Regions from separate parts of the Homo sapiens genome. Here region 1 is linked to region 2. Evidence: chromatin loops called from intact Hi-C (ENCODE). Cell type or tissue: B cell. All regions are shown on one strand.

Region 1 (4,000 bases), 86 kb before region 2:
TTACTATAATCAACGGACAACTCAAATTGGATTTCTTGTTATACAAAACCTTAGGTTGGGGGAAGCCTAATGCCAGACATCATTCATCAATCACAGAAAACTTTCCAGCTGAGCACAGGCACGGCCTCGGAACCCTTCTTAGCTTAGTGTTTCTGGCAGTCTCCATCAATCAAATGCTGAAAGGAAACCTATTTGTAATGATTCATCAAATTGAAGTTTCCAGATTTAAATCAGAACAACACTATCTAAAGGATTAAGACTCTATGGTTAAAAAGAAAGAAGATAGCATTCACCTTTTCTACATCAACAGGCAGCACAAATACCTCTGGTGAGAAGGAATTCGAAGAAATGGTTCTTCTACTGACTTGAACAGCACCTGCCAATATAGCAAATTGTTAAAAATGGGGAAAAGGGAGTTTAAAGATTACCTAATAAAATAAAACAATTATAGGAAGTGGCTTTTAAATAATGTAAAAAAATAAGCACAATTCTAGAATAAATTCAGATGACAGGAAAAGAAAGATCTTTCCGATGGCAGGTCTTACAGATATTGCTTTAATGATGATCATTTCTAGGAGAGGCTGTTGGAGTAACTGGGAGGTATCCTCAGCCACCGGAGTGGAGGAGACCAATGAGGAAAAGAGGGTAGAAAGAGAATAGGGTCCTGGGAAATCCCAACAGGGGCTGGGGTAAAGTGAGAAGCCACAGTCCAAAAGCAGGGTCCTAAGGATTATGAGATCGCTTCTCTAGCTCATTGTGATTGATCTTAAACTTCCTTTCTTCTTCTTCTTTTGAGACAATATCTCGCTCTGTCACCCAGGCTAGAGTGCAGCGGCGTGATCACACTTTAGTGCGGCTTCAACCTCCTGGGCTCAAGCGATTCTTCTACCTCAGCCTCCCTAGCAGCTGAGATTACAGGTGCCACCATGACCAGCTGATTTTCTAAATTATTTTTGCAGAGATGGGGGTCTCATTAGCTTGCCCAGGCTGGTCTCAAATCACTGGGCTCAAGCTATCCTTCCACCTCAGCCTCTCAAAGCACTGAGATTACAGGCAGATTGAGCCACTGCACCCAGCCCTAAACCTCCTGTCTAGAGAAATAAAATCCATCCAAAAAAGGTCAGCATTGCTTCTCTAAGTTAGTCTTCTTCCAGTCAAAACCAACAAACTGCAGAAGGTACATTCTGCTGACACATCCATTCCTGCACCCTTAGCCACTCCATTACTGGCAATGACCACCATCAAAACAAACATTTTTTCTGTCATGTGATTTCTTACTGCAGCATTTAAAGCAAAAATTTCTGTGTCAAGAGCTGAGATGTCCCAACCTGCTAAATTAGAACAAAATGCTGCACATGGTGGTGACACAGCTCTCAGCATGATGGAGTTGCAAGCAGAGTCATTCAAATCCCTTGCTTCATGTTCAAGAAAGTAGTTGTTGCATGGAAAAATTTGGACTTCTTAGCTTCAGAAGCTATGGCTGGCAAACTTTTCCTGTAAACAGCTAGCTGGTATATATTGGAGGATCTGAGAGCCATACAGTATCTGTTTCAACCACTCTCTTCTGCCGCTGTAGTGAGAAAGCAGCTATAGACACAAGAGAAATTCATTTATAAAAACAGGAAGCTGGCAGGATTTGGTCCACAGGTCATAGTTTGCAGACTCTGAGTATAGAGGAAAGAGCACAGAGAAGAATCGGAACAGAGTGGATTCCAGTTCCAGCTGTCCGTTCACCAGCTGTGCCTCTGCATCAAAACGCTCTCAGCCCTTAAATTGGGATATTTATCAGGACACTAAGGAGATAAAGGAAGGTGAAAGTGCTTGTAAATGTGTAGTTCCTATGCCAACAAAATAAACTGTGGAATCCCTTCCTACAGCCTTAAGAAATGCTTACAGAGGCCGATAGTCTTTCCCTAAAGTATTTTCTGAAAAAAGAAAACCCTTTTGCCGCCATCTGAGATGCAGCGGTCATAGGAATGTCCACATCTTAGTGGCCAATGGCTGTTTTCCCTATTGCTGCCTCCGCACCAGAGAAAGAAAGAACCAGATCACTCAAGGCTTCTTTTTCTTAATCTTAAAGAATGAATCCCCTTACTGAGTTTAAGAGATATTCTCAAAACATTCCGTGAGTTGTTTCTAAAGGCACTGACAGGAGCTGTTGGGAGTCCTTGTCTTTGGGCAAAAGGGGCTGGGGTATCTGTTTTCTTTCTGAGTAAAAGAAAAAGCTAAAGGATAATTTTAAATTGTAGAACTACTTCCTGTACCATGATAGAATAAAAAGTTTCAGGCAAGGGTATGCTAGGCCCCAAAGATCATCTTCAGTTTATTATAACTTGTCATTATGGTGGTTCTCTGTTGGGGAGAGGGCTTTCCTCTATAAGACAATCTATTAAGACTAATCTCTCACTTAGCCACTACTAAATTTGCAAGTCACTCTTAATCCTTAGAACTATCCAAGCAAGTGAGCAAAAAAATAGGAAAAAAAAAAAAAAAAGGCCTGTAATCAGTCTTGTCATTTTGCTCAAACTTGGTCCTTATCTCAAAATTAACCATTGAAAGATTGTCCAAAATTTGTTCTTCTTAAGCAATGAATAAATGTGTTAAAGACTGTCATCATCTTTGATTGCTCAAACATTTCCAAAAGAACACATAAACTCCATATTTTAGGTAAGGGGGAAGATGAGCTCCTGCTAGTGAGAAATAAATATACAGAGAAATAGACAGGCAGGCAGCAGGCAGACTGATGACTTTTTAAATTGCTTTGAAAGAAAAAGCTTCATTGATTATTTATACTAGGGTTTGAATAGAAATGTAAATTAATAATGACAAGTGTGACTATAACAAATATTTTAAAATGAAATAAACATGTCACAGATTATAACAATAATAGCTAATTTATTGACTCTTGAGTAGTACTTCGCACGGATTATCCAATTTTTAGGAATTTTAGGGTCTTAGGAATATGTACATTACTTCATAGCAGTGAGAGCCCTTGTTTTAATAAAAAGGGGTTTTGTATAGTCTTCAGGGGAAACTGTAGTTATTGTTTAAAAATCTTACCATTTTCCTGTCAGATTCTATACAGGTAAATATAACAAGTGAAGTGACTTCACCACCTACTAGGTACTGGTGTGAAATGCAGACCCCGTGGCTGTCTGGAAACACCTCCAACCTCCACACTGACTTGAGAGTGCTTCCGATGCTCTCCCCTGTAGACAATTTAATGAGCTCTAAGTTCCTGAAGGCAGACGCCAGCTTAAAGATGGCACATGGCACTGATTATCAACTACATTAAGCTAAAAAGATAACAATTCTCTGCAGTCTAAGGAGAAAGCCAATATTTGATTTCACCTGTTGTGACCGCCCAGATGGCTGGGCTGCTGACAATATTAGATGAGGCAATGCATTGTCCCATGGGGAAGACAACAAGGCAGGCTTTAGAGCAAGGCGAAGCAAGGGTGTGAACAGAGAGGAATGAGGGAGGTCACCTACTAAAATTACCTTCATCAGCAGCAGATGTCAGATGGGAAGGCTCAAAAAAAGCACTGTCAGTCTCAGGATATGGGGAGGTGGCCAAAATCCCAGGGCTTGTGGGCAGAGACACCCGATGAGAGTATCCTGGGCGGACCATGTGTACCTCTGTTGAGGACAGAGAGAAGCTGCTACTCTTTTCACTCGAGCCATGGGGAGAAGCGCTGCCAACGGAGTCTGTGGTATCCTCAGACAACGTTGTCTCTGCCAGGGAGTCCCCGAGGCACGAAGGTGAAGGGCCTGAGGGAGAGGCAGCATCTGTCACAAAATGGGTCCCACTGTTCCCTGCTGCTGGCACCTGAGATTGCAAGTCCTGCGGCTGTTGCTGCACATCCTGGGGGTTAATCCAGACAGCTTTGTGCCTCATGAGCCTGATGTCTAATTGGCAAGGAGGATGGTCAGTGTTCAGGAGTCTGGGCGAACCATCAATAATGCCAGAGTGATCGCTGATCCCTTCCCAGGGCTCCAC
Region 2 (4,000 bases):
TAACATGTCACCATTTATTCAAGCATTTTTGTATTGGCCAATATTTAGATTTTCTTCAATTTTTTAATATTATATAGAATACTGAAATAAATCTCTTTGGGCATATGTGTAATGAGAGTGTCTGTTTATGTACATATGTGCATTTCGGCTGCTCAGTATCTTAATCACCTTTATATGATTGAGAAACCTTTTATTTTGTGATTGTTGTTGCAATGCAGAGTTTGCCACCTACTATAGAAGCTGAAGATAACGGTAATCATTATCTCAGTCTCTGTTGCAGCTAGGGTATGCCCGATGACCTAAGCTCTACCAATTAGATTAACCCACTCCCCAGAATTTTAATTATGATATAATGATACATTTAAGCACTATAAAATTCTCACTGGTAGCAATAGCAGTAGTGGCAAGATCAAGTTACTGAAACAATAGTGACACCCATGTAAGTTATAGCAACTTATCTTTAATGGTGGTGAGCTTGGTTTCCTCACTGAATCAGTTCCCGGCTCCAGATTTTGGACATTATCCTTGACTGTATAGAAACTAATAGTCTTTTGATGAATTTTTGTTTGTTTGTTTACATTAGGCTTAAGCAAGGGAATTTTTTTTGCCTTGTTGTATTTTGTTTTAACTTTCATTTGCATTATGTGATTGCTCAGGTGGGTACACATTTTCCACGTGTATTAAAAAGTAATATTTCCTCTTTTATGACACTTTGGCTTCAATATTTTGCCCAATATCCCACTGGATTATTTTTTTTTCTTATTTATTTGTTGGAATTATACATGTATTCTAGATGCCAAACATTTACAAATGTTATAAACACTTATAAAATTTGACCACACCTTCTTTAAATTTGTGGTTTGTCTCTTGATACATAGTTACCATGTTCAGAAATATGGGAGAAACTCTGGAGATTTTGTATAGTGATTAAAATAACTTGGACTGTGGAGTTATTCATTCAAAAATATTTATTGAGTTTGTATCAATCTATATCCATAATGAGTAGAAACCACACAGTCGATTTAGACAGGAGAAATGTAATACAAAAGACTGGTAAACTTTGATAAAACAGTAACTCTAAAATACAAGAAAACTCTATATGGTACTCTGGAGCTGAGGGAGAGTATTCAATGAAGAAAAAATTTAGAAGGGGTATTTTCTCCACAAGACTAGAGTAGTTGAAAAAGGTGCAGTGGCAACCCACTCAACAGCACCGCGTTTCACTGCTTTGCTCAGGTCAGAGCTATTCGGCAACTGCTGGACGATAACAATGGCAGAAAGCAATTCTCCACGGCATAGGTTCCACACAGTTGAATCTCTTTCAGTGGATCTAGGTAAAAGGATATAGAAGGAGTGAGCCAATGACAAAGTCTTTTTTTTTTTTTTTTTTTTTTTGAGACGGGGTCTCACTCTGTCGCCCAAGACGGAGTGCAGTGGCGCGATCTCGGCTCACTGCAAGCTCCGCCTCCCGGATTCACGCCATTCTCCTGCCTCAGCCTCCAGAGTGGCTGGGACCACAGGCGCCCGCGACCACGCCCGGCTAAATTTTGTACTTTTAGTAGAGACGGGGTTTCACCGTGTTGGCCAGGATGGTCTCGATCTCCTGACCTCGTGATCCGCCCTCCTTGGCCTCCCAAAGTGCTGGGATTACAAGCGTGAGCCACCGCGCCTGGCTGCCAATGACAAGTTCTTTTTTTTTTTTTTTTAAATGACAAATTCTTAACTGCAAGCAGGCCACAGGCAAAAGTTAGCAAGGGCCCAGGTACACAGGTGGGCAGAGGGAATCAAAAAACCTGTGGAGGTATGAAGCCTGCAAATTGTGGTGTCCATGCTGAGAAGGCTGCAGGAAGCCAGCCCCAGCTGTAAGATTCCTGAGGGACCTCAGATTCTGAAGTATAGCACCTCTAGATGTTCTCACACTCACACCGCCCACTCACTGTAAGGAGCCAGGCACCATAGGAGAGCCCTTTCCTCTACAACATCTCTCCGGTGCCCTCTACTGAGAAGACTTGAATACTGTGCTCACTATGAGGAAGTAAATACAAGAGGAATTCCACACATTATGGCAGAGTGATTGCGGGGTAAATTTGGAGCTGAGAGTCAATACATTATTTATTGACAAATATGTGGCGTGCTGGCCAGCATAGTAGATGCTAAAATGTCACAGTAAAAATAAGAAATAAAATTATCTTCCCTATAGAAATTATACTTTTGTAGAAGATATATGATATTATCCAAAGAAATGATTAATAAAACAGTGAAGTTCTATGAAACAAAAATAGAGTGCTATAAAGTGTAATGACATTTATTGAGGTTCAAAGAAAGTCTCCTGAACGACAATCATATGTTTGGGGAATTAATACTTAAGATGTATACTGAATATGTGAATGAGGTATATTAATATTCCTATAAAGCTTGCATAGTAAACTGTGATAAATGTTTAGAGTTGGCAGTTACTGGCATGGCAGCTGATAACTGAAATTTAATAATAAATGAGATTGATGAAAGAGTAGAGAAAGATAAAAAGTCACATGAAGGCATCTTTTGATAAACACACCTGAAGAGTTTTAAACTGCTTGCAGGTCAATTAAGATGCAAATTAATATGTATTCAAAAGACAACATGTAAGTCATTCACGATCTCCATTAATATGGCTTGTGGGTGGCAGAATTCAGATTACAGTGAGTTAAACAAGTAATAATCTCATAGAACCAAAAGTAGAGATCATAACATAAATAACACATCGATTTTAATTTCCAACTCAAATTAAAAATTAGATTTCATATAAAAATTTGGATTATGGGTCCTTTTGAAAAATTGGAAACCTTATCAATCTTTCCCTAAACTGGCTTGAAAAAATATTCAACCGGGTTGCCGCCCCTCCTTGAGATTATAGGGTCCATACATTCTCTCTTTTTTTTTATTATTATACTTTAAGTTCTAGGGTATGTGCGCACAACGTGCAGGTTTGTTACATATGTATACATGTGCCATGTTGGTGTGCTGCACCCATTAACTCATCATTTACATTAGGTATATCTCCTAATGCTATCCTTCTCCCCTCCCCCCACCCCACGACAGGCCCCAATGTGTGATGTTCCCCTTCTGGTGTCCAAGGGTTCTCATTGTTCATTTCCCACCTATGAGTGAGAACATGCAGTGTTTGGTTTTTTGTCCCTGCGATAGTTTGCTGAGAATGATGATTTCCAGCTTCATCCATGTCCCTACAAAGGACATGAACTCATCCTTTTTTATGGCTGCATAGTATTCCATGGTGTATTTGTGCCACATTTTATGGACATTAGGGTCCATACATTCTGTATTTCATCACTGTCAGTATTGAACTGCATCACTTTTAATATTTCTACCTGGCCTTTCTAGCACTTGCACTCATAGACTCTGCAACATGCAGTTCTTTAAAGAAGATAATGTGGAAGAGAAAAATGTGGTGTCTGATAGTAAAAGAGGGTTATGGTTTTTGTTTTTTCTTCCCTTTTTTTTCTTCTCTTCCTTCTTTAAAGAAAGTCAATAACTGATTGCCGAAACCAAGGTGTATACTGGTTGATATAAATAAGCCCATACATAGAAAGAAATTATAGATAGAACTGAGAAAGTTGAACTCTATTTACGCCTATTTAATTACTGGAATAACACTTACCAAGCTACTTAAACTCTGGTGCTTAATGTCTTCACTTATACCGTGAGAATTAATACCCACTTCCTGAAGTTATCCTGCAGAATAAATGAAATCATGTTTCCAAAGCTTATCAATAGTTCATGACCAAGTAACTATTTAAAAGCACATAAAGGAGACACATTATTAATATAGTAATCAACATACCACAGTGGCTGAAAAAGAATTAAACTCAAAGCACTAAGTTAGTCATTACACAATCCCAGGCTGTTTCATTAGGCAGTTGATGGTAACACATGGGGAAAGCAAAGGGACATCAAGACAATAAATCAAATACATTCATGTGCTGCTAAACGACAGGGATAT

The links. Peaks named below come from ENCODE experiments on the same cell type or tissue, not always from the same donor. Only the 100,000 strongest peaks of a DNase experiment are listed, where the experiment ranks them.
Region 1: it touches region 2 in a loop (11-fold over the local background); 1 of 110 quality-filtered maps calls a loop at or near these places.

What each region holds. Positions count from the first base shown.
Region 1 is chr13:46,368,440-46,372,439 of GRCh38, forward strand. It overlaps RUBCNL (rubicon like autophagy enhancer), which reads right to left. Exons shown (of 15, transcript NM_025113.5): 3 at 3,502-4,000; 4 at 294-376. Among named protein-coding and RNA genes, the nearest start is that of RUBCNL, 17 kb to the right of the region's middle. In B cell, no CTCF peak of the experiment used is centred here; a DNase peak (open chromatin) is centred at 1,632; H3K4me3 peaks cover 2,706 bases; H3K27ac peaks cover 4,000 bases.
Region 2 is chr13:46,454,182-46,458,181 of GRCh38, forward strand. LINC01198 (long intergenic non-protein coding RNA 1198) reads right to left here. Exons shown (of 6, transcript NR_120426.1): 5 at 3,659-3,732; 6 at 1,022-1,330. It also overlaps the pseudogene LOC112268117. Among named protein-coding and RNA genes, the nearest start is that of LINC01198, 11 kb to the right of the region's middle. In B cell, CTCF peaks have their summits at 2,003 (motif pointing left) and 2,206; a DNase peak (open chromatin) is centred at 1,990.